Linked DNA regions of Homo sapiens: region 1 is linked to region 2. Evidence: chromatin contacts called from ENCODE Hi-C or POLR2A ChIA-PET data. All regions are on one chromosome and are shown on one strand. Each heading gives the region's core, a stretch centred on a gene start or an enhancer-like site at or near the end of the contact. The rest is flanking DNA. Distances are from core to core; before and after follow the strand shown.

Region 1 (5,644 bases), core at 2,843-5,342, 34 kb after region 2:
CTGCAACCTCTGCCTCTCAGGCTCAAATGATCCTCTCACCTCAACCTTCTGAGTAGCTGGGACCACAAGCATGTGTCACCATGCCCAGCTAATTTTAGTATTTTTGGTAGAGATGGGGTTTCACCGTGTTGCCCAGGCTGGTCTCAAATGATCCGCCCACCTTGGCCTCCCAAAGTGCTGGGATTACAGGCATGAGCCACCATGCCTGGCCTGAAATAGTTATTTATTCTTCTTATTATTAGTAGTAGTATTCTGGTCTTTCATGACCGTAGACTTTTGAAGATTATAGGTCAGTTATTTTGTAGAATGTCCCTCAGTTTGGGTTTGTCTGATATTTCCTTGTGATTCTCATGTCACTTTGCCTTTACTATTGTATTGTATCGAGACGAGGTTCACCATGTTACCCAGGCTAGTCTTGAACTCCTGGTCTCAAGAGATCTGCCCACCTTGGCCTCCCATCATGCTGGGATTACAGGTACAGGTGTGAGCCACTGCGCCTGGCCTTTCTTTTCATTTCATTTCTTTCCTTTTTTTTGAGACAGGGTCTCGCTCTGTTGCCCAGGCTAGAGTGCAGTGGCATGATCACAGCTCACTGCAGTCTCAACCTCCCAGGCTCAAATGATCTCCCTTCCTCAGCCTCCCAAGTAGCTGGCACTACAGGTACACAATACCACATCTGGCTAATTCTTTTTGTATTTTTATTAGGATGGGTTTCACCATGTTGGCCAGGCTGGTCTCAAACTCCTGACCTCAAGTGATCCACCTGCCTTGGCCTCCCAAAGTGCTAGGATTACAGGTGACAGCCACTGCGCCTGGCCTAATTTTTTAAATTTTTTGTAGACACGACAGTCTGGCTATACTGCCCAGGCTGGTTCTTTTTTTTCCCCCTGAGTCAGAGTCTTGCCCTGTCACCCAGGCTGGAGAGCAGTGGCTCGATCTCAACTCACTGCAACCTCCACCTCCTGGGTTCAAGCAATTCTCCTGCCTCAGCCTCTCGAGTAGCTGGGATTACAGGTGCCCGCCACCACGCCTGGCTAATTTTTGTATTTTTAGTAGAGATGGGGTTTCACCATGTTGGCCAGGCTGGTCTTGAACTCCTGACCTCGTGATCTGCCCGCCTCGGCCTCCCAAAGTGCTGGGATTACAGGCATGAGCCACTGCGCCCGGCCCCAGGCTGGTCTTAACTAGGTTCCTTTCTGTCTGTCTCCTTCCTCCTCAGATATGCCTAAAACATGGCCCTGATGAGGTTGTAGTAGGCAGGAATCTTTCAGTAACAAGTCTTCAAAGACCCAACTCAAAAGGACTCAAGCAAGAAAGGAGGTGCATTGGCTTACTGACTGTGAAGACACAGTTGGCTCCACTGACTCAAACAGTATCATTAGGACTTTGATCCCTCCCTTAGCTCAACTTTCTTCTGAGTTGGTTCCATTCTTAGCCACCCCCTCCTCTCAGAGTAGCCAGATGGAAGCTAGTACTTGCAGATTCGTGTCTGGTTTTTTCAGTAACTCCAGCAAGGGAAAGCTCTTCTCTCTCTGTCTCTCTTTCTCCCTGTCTCTGTCTCTTGTAATGCAAGGCCTAGATTTGACTCTTATTGGTTACTAGTTTTTTTGAGACAGAGTCTCCCTCTGTCACCCAGGCTGGAGTGCAATGGTGCGATCTTGGTTCACTGCAACCTCCACCTTCTGGGTTCGAGAGATTTTCCTGTTTCAGCCTCCCGAGTAGCTGGGATTACAGGCGCCCGCCACCACGCCCGGCTAATTTTTGTATTTTTAGTAGAGACGGGGTTTGGCCATGTGGGCCATGCTGGTCTCAAATTCCTGGCCTCAAGCGATCCACTCACCTCAGCCTCTGAAAGTGCTTTGATAACAGGCATGAGCCACCGTGCCTGGCCAGTTACTAGTTTTGTTTGAAGCCTGTGCAAATCCTTCAACCTGAATCAGTGTGGAATTGGGGGTTTAGTTATCTCTACTGGCATGACATAAAGTAGGCTAGGGAAGGGATGGTTTTCCCAAGGAAAATTCGGGCACCATCCCCAGAAAGTGCTGAGCAGACAGTTACAGCAGTGTCTATTATAATATATATATTTTTAATTCCTCCCCCCACCTTTTTTTTTTTGAGGCAAGGTCTCGCTCTGTCCCCCAGGCTGGAGTGCAGTGGCACCATCATGGCTCACTGTAGACTCGACCACCCAGGCTCAGGCAGTTCTCTAGCTTCAGCCTCCCAAGTAGCTAGAACTACAGGCACACAACACCATGTCCAGCTAATTTTTGTATGTATATATATATATATATATATTTTTTTTTTTTGTAGAGATGGGGTTTTGGCATGTTGCCCAGGCTGGTCTCAAGCTCCTGGGCTTGAGACCAGTCCTCCCCACCAGCCTCCCAAAGTGCTGGGATTACAGGTGTGAGCCACTGCTCCTGGCCTAATTCCTCTCATTAACTACCAAATGAAGTCCACCACCCCTGGCTAATTTTAAAAAATTATTTAGGAGATAGGGGTCTCTCCATGTTGCTCAGGCTGGTCTCGAACTCCTGGCCTCAAGCAATCCTCTTGTTTCACCCTCCCAAGTAGCTGGGATTATAGATGCAAGCCACCATGTTCAGTTTAGATTGTACAATTTCTTTTCTTTTTTTCTTTTCTTTTTTTTTTTTGTTTGAGATGGAGTTTTGTTCTTGTTGCACAGGCTGGAGTGCAATGGCACGATCTTAGCTTATGGCAACCTCTGGCTCCCGGGTTCAAGTAATTCTCCTGCTTCAGCCTCCCGAGTAGCTGGGATTACAGGTATGCACCACCACGCCCGGCTAATTTTTTGTATTTTGTTTTAGTAGAGACGGGGTTTCTTCACGTTGGTCAGGCTGTTCTTGAACTCCCGACCTCAGCTGATCCTCCCGCTTCAGCCTCCCAAAGTGCTGGGATTACAGGCGTGAGCCACTGCGCCCGGCTAGATCGTACAATATCTTGAAGGCCATTATGCTGGTGTCTTCCCTTTGAAGCCCTCTTATATTTTGTTGGTGCAAAAGTAATTATGGGGTGGGCATGGTGGCTCACACCCATAATCCCAGCACTTTGGGAGGCCAAAGAGGGGTGGATTACTTGAAGTCAGGAGTTCAAGACCAGTCTTACCAATGTGGTGAAACCCTGTCTCTACTAAAAATACAAAATTAGCTGGGAAGACTAGTTTCCTAGACGGGGTTTCACCATGTTGTCCAGGCCGATCTCGAACTCCTGACCTTGTGATCCGCCCACCTCAGCCTCCCAAAGTGCTGGGATTACAGCCAGCCACCGCGAGCCACCGCGCCTGGCCTTATTTTTTATTTTATCTTTTTTAGAGACAGGATCTTGTTCTGTCACCTAGGCTGGAGTGCAGTGGCCTGATCATAGCTCACTGCAGCCTCGAACTCTTGGGTTTAAGTGATCCTCCCACCTCAGCCTCCTGAGTAGCTAGGACTACAGGCACACATACACCACCCCTGGTGGTGTGTGCCTGTAGTCCCAAACCAGTCTGAAAAGATAGATGTGGGGGCCAGGCGCAGTGGTGATGCGCGTCTGTAGTCCCAGCTACAGGACTGAGGCAGGAGAATTCCTTGAGCCTAGGATTTTTGTTTTGTTTTGTTTTTTTGAGACAGAATCTCGCTCTGTCGCCCAGGCTGGAGTGCAGTGGTAAGATCTCTCAGCTCACTGCAAGCTCCACCTCCCAGGTTCACGCTATTCTCCTGCCTCAGTCTCCCGAGTAGCTGGGATTACAGACGCCTGCCACCACGCCCGGCTAATGTTTTGTATTTGTAGTAGAGACGGGGTTTCACCGTGTTAGCCAGGATGGTCTCGGTCTCCTGACCTCATGATCCGCCTGCTTTGGCCTCCCAAAGTGCTGGTATTACAGGCGTGAGCCACCGCGCCTGGCATGAGCCTAGGAGTTCAAGGCTGCAGTGAGCTGTGATTGTGCCACTGCACTTCAGCCTGAGCGATAGAGCAAGACCTACAAAAAACAAACAAAACCCAAAACAGAATCACATGTAACACACAGCTGTGGACTGATTGGTTGACAAAAGTGTGGTGATCAGAGGCTGGCAGGAACTTCACCATGTATTTCCGCTAGAAGCAATGTTCAGTATTCTCTAATTCATTGTTTGTGGTGACTTTGGGGAATATAACCACCACAGAGACAAGAATCAACTTTGAATGTGTCATCCCACCACCTGCTGGCTTCCGTTGTTTCTGATGAGAAATCAACTGTCAATCTCATTGGAGTTTCCTTGTACGCGATGAGTTGTTTTTCTCTTGCTGCTGCCAAGAGTCTCTTTTTGTCTTGTTTGTTTATTTATTTATTTATCTAATTTATTTATTTTGAGATGGAGTTTCACTTTTGTTGCCCAGGCTGAGTGCAATGGCACAATCTCAACTCACTGCAACCTCTGCCTCCCGGGTTCAAGCAATTCTCCTGCCTCAGCCTCCTGAGTAGCCAGGACTACAGGTGTGCGCCACCATGCCCAGCTAATATTTGTATTTTTTTTTTTAAATTTTTTGAGATGGAGTCTCACTCTGTCCCCCAGGCTAGAGTGCAGTGGCGTGATCGTGGCTCACTGCAAACTCTGCTTCCCTGGTTCAAGCGATTCTCCTGCCTCAGTAGCTAGGATTACAGGCACATGCCACCACACCTGGCTAATTTTTTATTTTTAGTAGAGGCAGGGTTTCACCATGTTGGCCAGGCTGGTCACGAACTCCTGACCTCAGGTGATCCATCCACCTTGGCCTCCCAAAGTGCTGGGATTACAGGTGTGAACCGCTGTGCCCAGCCTAATTTTTGTATTTTTGGTAGAGTGGAGTTTCACTATGTTGGCCAGGCTGGTCTCGAACTCCTGACCTCAGGTGATCCACCTGCCTCGGCCTCCCAAGGGTTGGGATTACAGGTGTGAGCCACCATGCCTGGCCCTTGGGGTCTCTTTTTTTATGAACTGTCTGTCCCACTGGGCAAAGCCTCTGAGACCCTATTTTGGACACTGGTGGAGCAGTAGCCTCTGGTTTTCGTGGCTTGCCCCTCCTGGCATGGGATCTCTGTTCCACAAGCAAGCTGGGAGGAGTGTGATTATGGTCCCAGTATTCTTGGACTGTCACTGATGGTACAGCCTTCATTCTATGGTGTGGGCGAGTGCTGGGTGGAGGAGAAGAGTGCCCTACTTCTTTACCACGTTCACCAGAAATGTAGCCTCTTCAATTTGGAGTTGGAGGGGATGAAAACTGGTGGCAGCATGCTCCTCCTGGTGAGATATGGTAAGCCTTGATTGGCAGCTGAGGGGAGAGGGAGCTTGTCTTCTTGGCCACATCTACTCAGAGAGCAGTTTCCTTCCAGCTGAACTGTGGGGGGAGGGCAGTCAGGAGATAGTTGGTCCTCCTGGCTTAAATGCCACAGATGGCCTGGCACAGTGGCTCATAATGTTACAGGTAGTTAAACAGGCATGAGCAGGGCTGGAGAGGGCTCTTCCCCACCCACCAGGAATGTCAAGTGATGGTTCAACAATGATCACATTGCCTCTCTAAATAATTTGGCAGCCAGCGCCAGAGAGAGAGACAAGCTCCTGATGGTCCACAGCTGTTATGTTAGAGTGTTAATTGAATGCAGACACCAGGGAGAAGCAATTTCCTG
Region 2 (5,667 bases), core at 1,611-4,110:
GAGTTTTTGACCTCTTGTTTAGGCCAGCTCTTTATTAATTATTATTATTTTTGAAACGGAGTCTCGCTCTGTCTCCGCTCACTGCAAGGCTCTGCCTCCTGGGTTCACGCAATTCTCCTGCCTCAACCTCATGAGTAGCTGGGACTAGAGGCGCCCGCCACCACACCCAGCTGATTTTTTTTTTTTTTTTTTGTATTTTTGGTAGAGATGGGGTTTCACCGTGTTAGCCAGGATGGTCTCAATCTCCTGACCTTGTGATCCACCCGCCTCGGCCTCCCAAAGTGCTGGGATTACAGGTGTGAGCCACTGTGCCTGGCCGGCCAGCTCTTTATTTGGTAGAGGTCCAGAGTGGCCAAGCCACCTGTCCAGAGACACACAGCCAATCTGTGGCAGGGTCAGCAGCGAGCTCAGGTCAGGGCTGGCTGGCTGGCTCTGCCTGGGACATCCACCTCACAGAGGCACCACAGTTCCAAGCGACGCCTGAAGAATCCTGTCCCTTGCAGTGTCCCAAGAGCATCTTCCTGAGCATCTAATCTGATCCCTGTAACAATCCTGGGTGCTAGGCAGTGGCTTTATCTTCCACTGAGAGATAAGGAAATGAGACTCAGGGTAGTGAAATCAGACCCTGGACAGCAGCAGTGGCAATGAGGACTATGGAAAGGGAGGCTGGTGAACCCAAGCTCCATGTTGTTGCAGAGTCTGGGGCAATTTTTCTGATACTCTAAATGACAATATAAGCTGGTGACCAAGGGTTTGGAGTGAAAAAAAAAAACCAACCAACCAACTCAGATTCTGGTCCCTATTCTGTTACTTACCAGTTGGGTGATCTTGGGCAAGTTACCTAACATCTCTGGGCCTCCCTGTCTTCTTCTGTAGAGATAATAATAGCTTCTACCTAGAGGATCACTGCAATGATTGAATGAGATAATAGACGCCAGGCACACAACAGTGCAAGGCACATAAACATTCCATAAATGGTGACTCTGATTATATCCTAACTCTCTAATGGGGATCCAAGTGCCTGGGAGAGAAGGGATGGGTTAAGAGAAAAGTTCTACACCCCTTGCAAGGTGCAAGATAAAGAGAATGTGGTCAGGGATGCTGACTTGTGTGAGCTCGGCCTATGCAATCTGAAAGGCTATAGGGTGACAGCTTGTCAGGAGGAGGTGTTGGAAGGTCAGGTCAAAGGCTAGCCTGGGGTCAGAGGTGGGTGACTCACATATTTCCAGCCCAAAGTGGTCTTGCAGTTCTCGCAGTGGATGTCGGCGACAGCATGGAGGCCGGTCAGCAGCACCCGCTCCTCGGCTGGCCCGCAGCCCACGTTCACCCTGTGGGGACATGGGGTAGTCCCAGGGAGGGTCCTGCCATCACAGGGCCCACCCCCTCAAGCACTGTGTCTGTCCTCAGCATCCAAGAAATGATGCTCACAATTTCCTGCCTGCACCGGGGAACTCTGGGAGTCTCAGCAGGATGCCAGGGGTCACAGGTCACAACAGAGGTCAGGGAAAGCAAGAAGGGAGGCCAGATACTCACACTGAGTTGAAGAGGTAGGCACGCCCCTGACTGCCCTGGAAGGACTAAAGGGTGAGAGGGTGGGAAGAGAGGAGGGGGTCAGGGCTGCCGGTGGGGAGCTGCCAGGCAGCCCCTATAGGTTCCAGCCCCACTGTGGCCTGGTTGGTTACCTTGGAGATGAGGTCGTCGTGGTTGGCCAGGTGAGCGCGGCAGTGGGCACAGCTATACCTCCGGTGACAATCATCCAAGTAGGCCTGAAACGTCTTGGGCTTTGAAATCCGCACCATGGCGGGGGCCGGGGGCAGTGGCCCCACGCGGGGAGCGGCCCACGGGGAGCAGAGGGAGCCCAGTGCCTGCCGGGGAGGGAGTAGGTGGGCTGTCAGGACCTGGGCCACACACATGCGAGGCACTCCCAGAGCCGTGGGGACTCGCTCTGTCACACTGGGCTGCTCTCTCCTTTCCCCAGAGCCAGCAGCCTCTCCGGGGACCAGAGGCGTCTCGGTTTTGACTCAGTGAGGAGGCCTCAGGTTGCATCCATGGGGAAACTGAGGCTCGGAGGTGCCCAGGGTGAGTCACCCGCCTGCTTCCGGCCTCACCCTTGCTGACCTGGCAGCTGAAGCTGGAGGAAGGGGCTTTGGAGGGGCTGGGCTGTCAGTTCCCAGTTTCGGGGGAGCATGGGCGGGTAGGCACTGGTTGGTCCTTGCGACCTCATCTGGAGAGCAGTGGGGTTCACTGGTGGTTTAGGGGGTTCATCGGGGAGAGGGTCCCCCACCTGGAGGAGGTAGGAGGCCTCGCCGTGAAGGTTGAGGGTCACCTAGGAGGGGAGGGGCTCTCACCTGCGGGCGCCAAGGCCTCCTCTACGCTCAGGGGCTCTTACCTGCAACGCGGAGCCTTACCTGGACTCCGGGGCTCACCTGGGGCGCGGGGGTGGGGGCGGGCGCCGGGGGAGGGGGCAGTCCTCGCGGGCTGGGCAGGGGCGCGGGGCGACACGCAGCCCTGACGGCGCGGGCCTCACCTCGCCTGGGCGCGCGGGGCCCGGTCCGCCGGGGTGGGCTGGCCTGGGAGTGGGGGGCGCTCCTGGCGGGCGCCGTCCCCCCCGGGCCCGGGTTCGCAGGCGCCTGGACTTGTTTACACCGAGCCCAGCTGCTGCCGCCGCTGCGGCGGGAGGGGGAGGGGACCCGCCTCCTGTCCCGGCGGCCGCCGTGGCCAATGGGCGCTCCGCATGCAAATGAGGGGGCGCGTCACACGGCGGCCGGCGCAGGCCCCGACCGCCCCTCCCCCGCCGCCCGCTCCCGCCGGCCCGGAAATGCGGCTGCGGCCCGCGCGCCCCAGGCCTGCTCGCATTCCTGCTTGTGGCCCGCGCAGGGGCGGGGTCGGAAGGTCTAGGCCGGGCGCGGAGCGAGGAAGCGGGTGGCGCTGGGACGCATGCTCTGGGGGAGATGAGTATAATGACCCGCGTTTGTCCGCCGCCCGTGCCCCGCTCAATCCCCGCATCAATCCCGTGAGGCCGTTTCTCCCGTTGGCTCCACTGTACCGGGGGCTGAGGCCCAGGGAGGTCTCGCGGCTCCCTAGGTTATCCAGCTAGTAAGAGGCGAAGCTGGAATTCTCACTGTGGGCCCATTCCATGGCTTTTGCCAGAGCGCCAGGGACACACTCAGTTCACCTTCTAGCAGGGAAGACCCAAAGATGCGCGCCCCTGGCAGCCAGGGCGTCGGACCAGGCAATTCCTACTGTCCAGCATCACCTCCTCCAGGCCTCTCGGATGCCTCTGTTGGGACAGCTAAGTTCCTCTTCAAAGACTCAATTTCCTGGTCATAAGCTGTAAACAGATTCTACTCCCGCTTTTTCTTCTTTGTCGCACGTCTACCCTATTTGGGAAAGTTTAAACCTTAGCCAATCGGGATCAGCTCAGATTGTGCGGTCCAACCCCCCAGCCAATGGGGAAAGGACACAGAAACAGGAACTGCGTTAGGGTTAAAAACCACTTCCCTCCTTTGTTGGCGGGTGCTCTTGGGATTGCAACCAGCGCAAGCAGCACCCTTCTGCAGAAGTAAAGATGCCTTGCTGGGAAGTCTTCTGTCTCAGTGCTGGTTTTTCTTGACTACACTGAGCACTTGTTTTCAACAAATTTGAGGGTCTTCTGGGATCCCATTCTCCTTTGGGAGGGGTAGCGATTACTTTTCCTCGTGAGACACGTCCCACTGCCTTGTTGCAGTGGCCCAAGGAGCGGAGGATCGGGTCCACCCAAAGTGAGGAATAAATCCGGACTTTCAGCAACGTGGGCAGGAAGGAGCCTTAAAATTCCCAGGCAAGTGGGTAACTCTGTGCACAGACCAAGGTAAGAAAAGTTGCTACTGGGGCGACAAAGTATTTCCTTGGTGGTTGGGGTCACTTGGAGGTTGAAAGTGCATGGCTGAGACATGTCAGTGGACACGAATCGAGTGTGGAGTCCAGACTTGGTTCCATGGTCACCTCATAAGGCTTAGGGCGGTTTTCCAGTCGGGGATTATACCGACCCGCTAATGCTAAGAGGGGCCTGAAATTCCCACGAGGGAAGCGGCCAAAAAGTACGAAGCGATTATTCATATGAGTGCAAGAAACCTCCAATGGGAAAAGGGAGAGGTTAAGCCCCTAGGAAATGGGCACCAACCTCCAGAATGGGAAATACCCCAAGTAAGACAGGGAGTACAAAAGGCCAAGCAGACAATAAAATTCCCCCTGACAGTCCTCTGGGCCTTATGTTAGAGTACTGGAGGTATAATGAAAGAACCATGTAACACAAGGAAAGACAGTGAATGATAAAATATTGCTGTTTTATTTGGACCAAAGAACCTATCCTCAGACCCTCAGTCTTTTGGCCAAAGTTTGGATCAGACGAGGATTGGATATGCCAACTCTTAATCCAGTATGTTAATAAAAAAAGTCCAGTCTCTCAAGAGGAAATAGATTATGCTCTGTGTTGGAGACAGGAACATGTCCTTCCCTTTCCCTTAAAGGATGACGTAAAAGAGAAACCAAACTCAGTACCCTCCTAGGACAACCCAGTTAAGTCAGATTCTACATCTAAAGATGCCAATGTATAGGATCCCCTAGACCATCTTCCCCCGCCTACCCCACCTCAGGCTAATCACTCAGTCCCTCCCCCACATAACCCTGCCCTGTGGGCCTTGTGGCCCCACATCCCCATTGAGCAGCCACCCGAACATGTCCTTTCCTCAGGAAAACTCCAGCACGAGATGGAACAATGCCGGAGGGATATTCAGAACTTTCCTTTTCCCTCTTCCTCAAAGGGGTCTGCCCCAACCCCTTTTCCCTTAAGTACCACTGGGAGGAGGGGGTATTGGTTTCGTAAATGCCCCCTTAACTAGTTCAGAGGTTAGAAATCTGAAAAAGGAACTCAAACCATTATCAGATGATCCTTTTGGAGTCACAGATCAAATTGAACAATTTTTAGGGCCGCAATTGTATACTTGGGCTGAATTAATGTCCATCTTAGGTATTCTCTTCTCAGGGGAGGAAAGAACCATGATCCGCAGGGCTGCTATGATAGTCTGGGAATGTGAACACCCTCTTGGTCAAAACATCCCTGCAGCAGAGCAGAAATTCCCAGCCCAGGACCCTCAGTGGAATAGGAACAATGCAGCCCACTGAGAAAACATGAAAGACCTCAGGGATATGATAATTAAAGGGATTCAGGAATTGGTGCCTCAAACCCAAAATATTTCTCGAGCATTTAATGTACACCAAGAAAAAGATGAAGGGCCCATGGAATTTTTAAAGACACTTAAGGAGCAAATAAGAAAATATTCAGGCTTAGACATAGAGGACCCACTTGGACAAGGGATGTTAAAGCTCTATTTTATCACCAACAGTCGGCCGGACATTAGAAAGAAATTACAAAAGATAGAAAATTGGCAAGACTGCTCCATAGAGGAACTTTTAATTAAGAGAGGCTCAAAGGCCGGGCATGGTGGCTCAAGCCTGTAATCCCAGCACTTTGGGAGGCCGAGGTGGGTGGATCATGAGGTCAGGAGATCGAGACCATCCTGGCTAACACGGTGAAATCCTGTTTCTACTAAAAAAATACAAAAAATTAGCCGGGCGTGGTGGCGGGCGCCTGTAGTGCCAGCTGCTCAGGAGGCTTAGGCAGGAAAA

Evidence for each region. Hi-C counts contacts between places; a loop is a spot of excess contacts on that map. ChIA-PET counts read pairs that join two places held with the same protein, here RNA polymerase II (POLR2A). Pooled maps may share reads with other maps.
Region 1: a map of adrenal gland shows a loop between it and region 2 (4-fold over the local background). The contact joins the enhancer-like site here to the promoter of YPEL3-DT in region 2. A Hi-C loop is called at or near these places in 28 of 168 maps with a recorded cell type or tissue (B cell, CD14-positive monocyte, CD4-positive, alpha-beta T cell and 21 more), 24 of 37 single-sample maps with no recorded cell type and 39 of 50 pooled maps. POLR2A ChIA-PET finds 5 or more read pairs at or near these places in 21 of 52 experiments (B cell, CD4-positive, alpha-beta T cell, CD4-positive, alpha-beta memory T cell and 17 more).

What each region holds. Positions count from the first base shown.
Region 1 is chr16:30,126,764-30,132,407 of GRCh38, forward strand. No RefSeq gene overlaps it. Among named protein-coding and RNA genes, the nearest start is that of MAPK3, 6.4 kb to the left of the region's middle. Within about 2 kb of position 4,093, at least 2 of the 41 ENCODE cell types and tissues checked have a DNase peak (open chromatin) inside an H3K27ac peak, as active enhancers do; they include CD8-positive, alpha-beta T cell and natural killer cell, where a contact is called at or near this core.
Region 2 is chr16:30,093,570-30,099,236 of GRCh38, forward strand. It overlaps YPEL3-DT (YPEL3 divergent transcript), which reads left to right and starts at 2,861. Exons shown (of 2, transcript NR_135192.1): 1 at 2,861-3,850. It overlaps YPEL3 (yippee like 3), which reads right to left and starts at 2,644. Exons shown (of 4, transcript NM_031477.5): 1 at 1,683-2,644; 2 at 1,534-1,577; 3 at 1,220-1,328. The coding sequence starts at 1,913. RefSeq lists an enhancer at 2,464-3,070 and silencers at 2,541-2,890, 2,951-3,020, 3,041-3,090.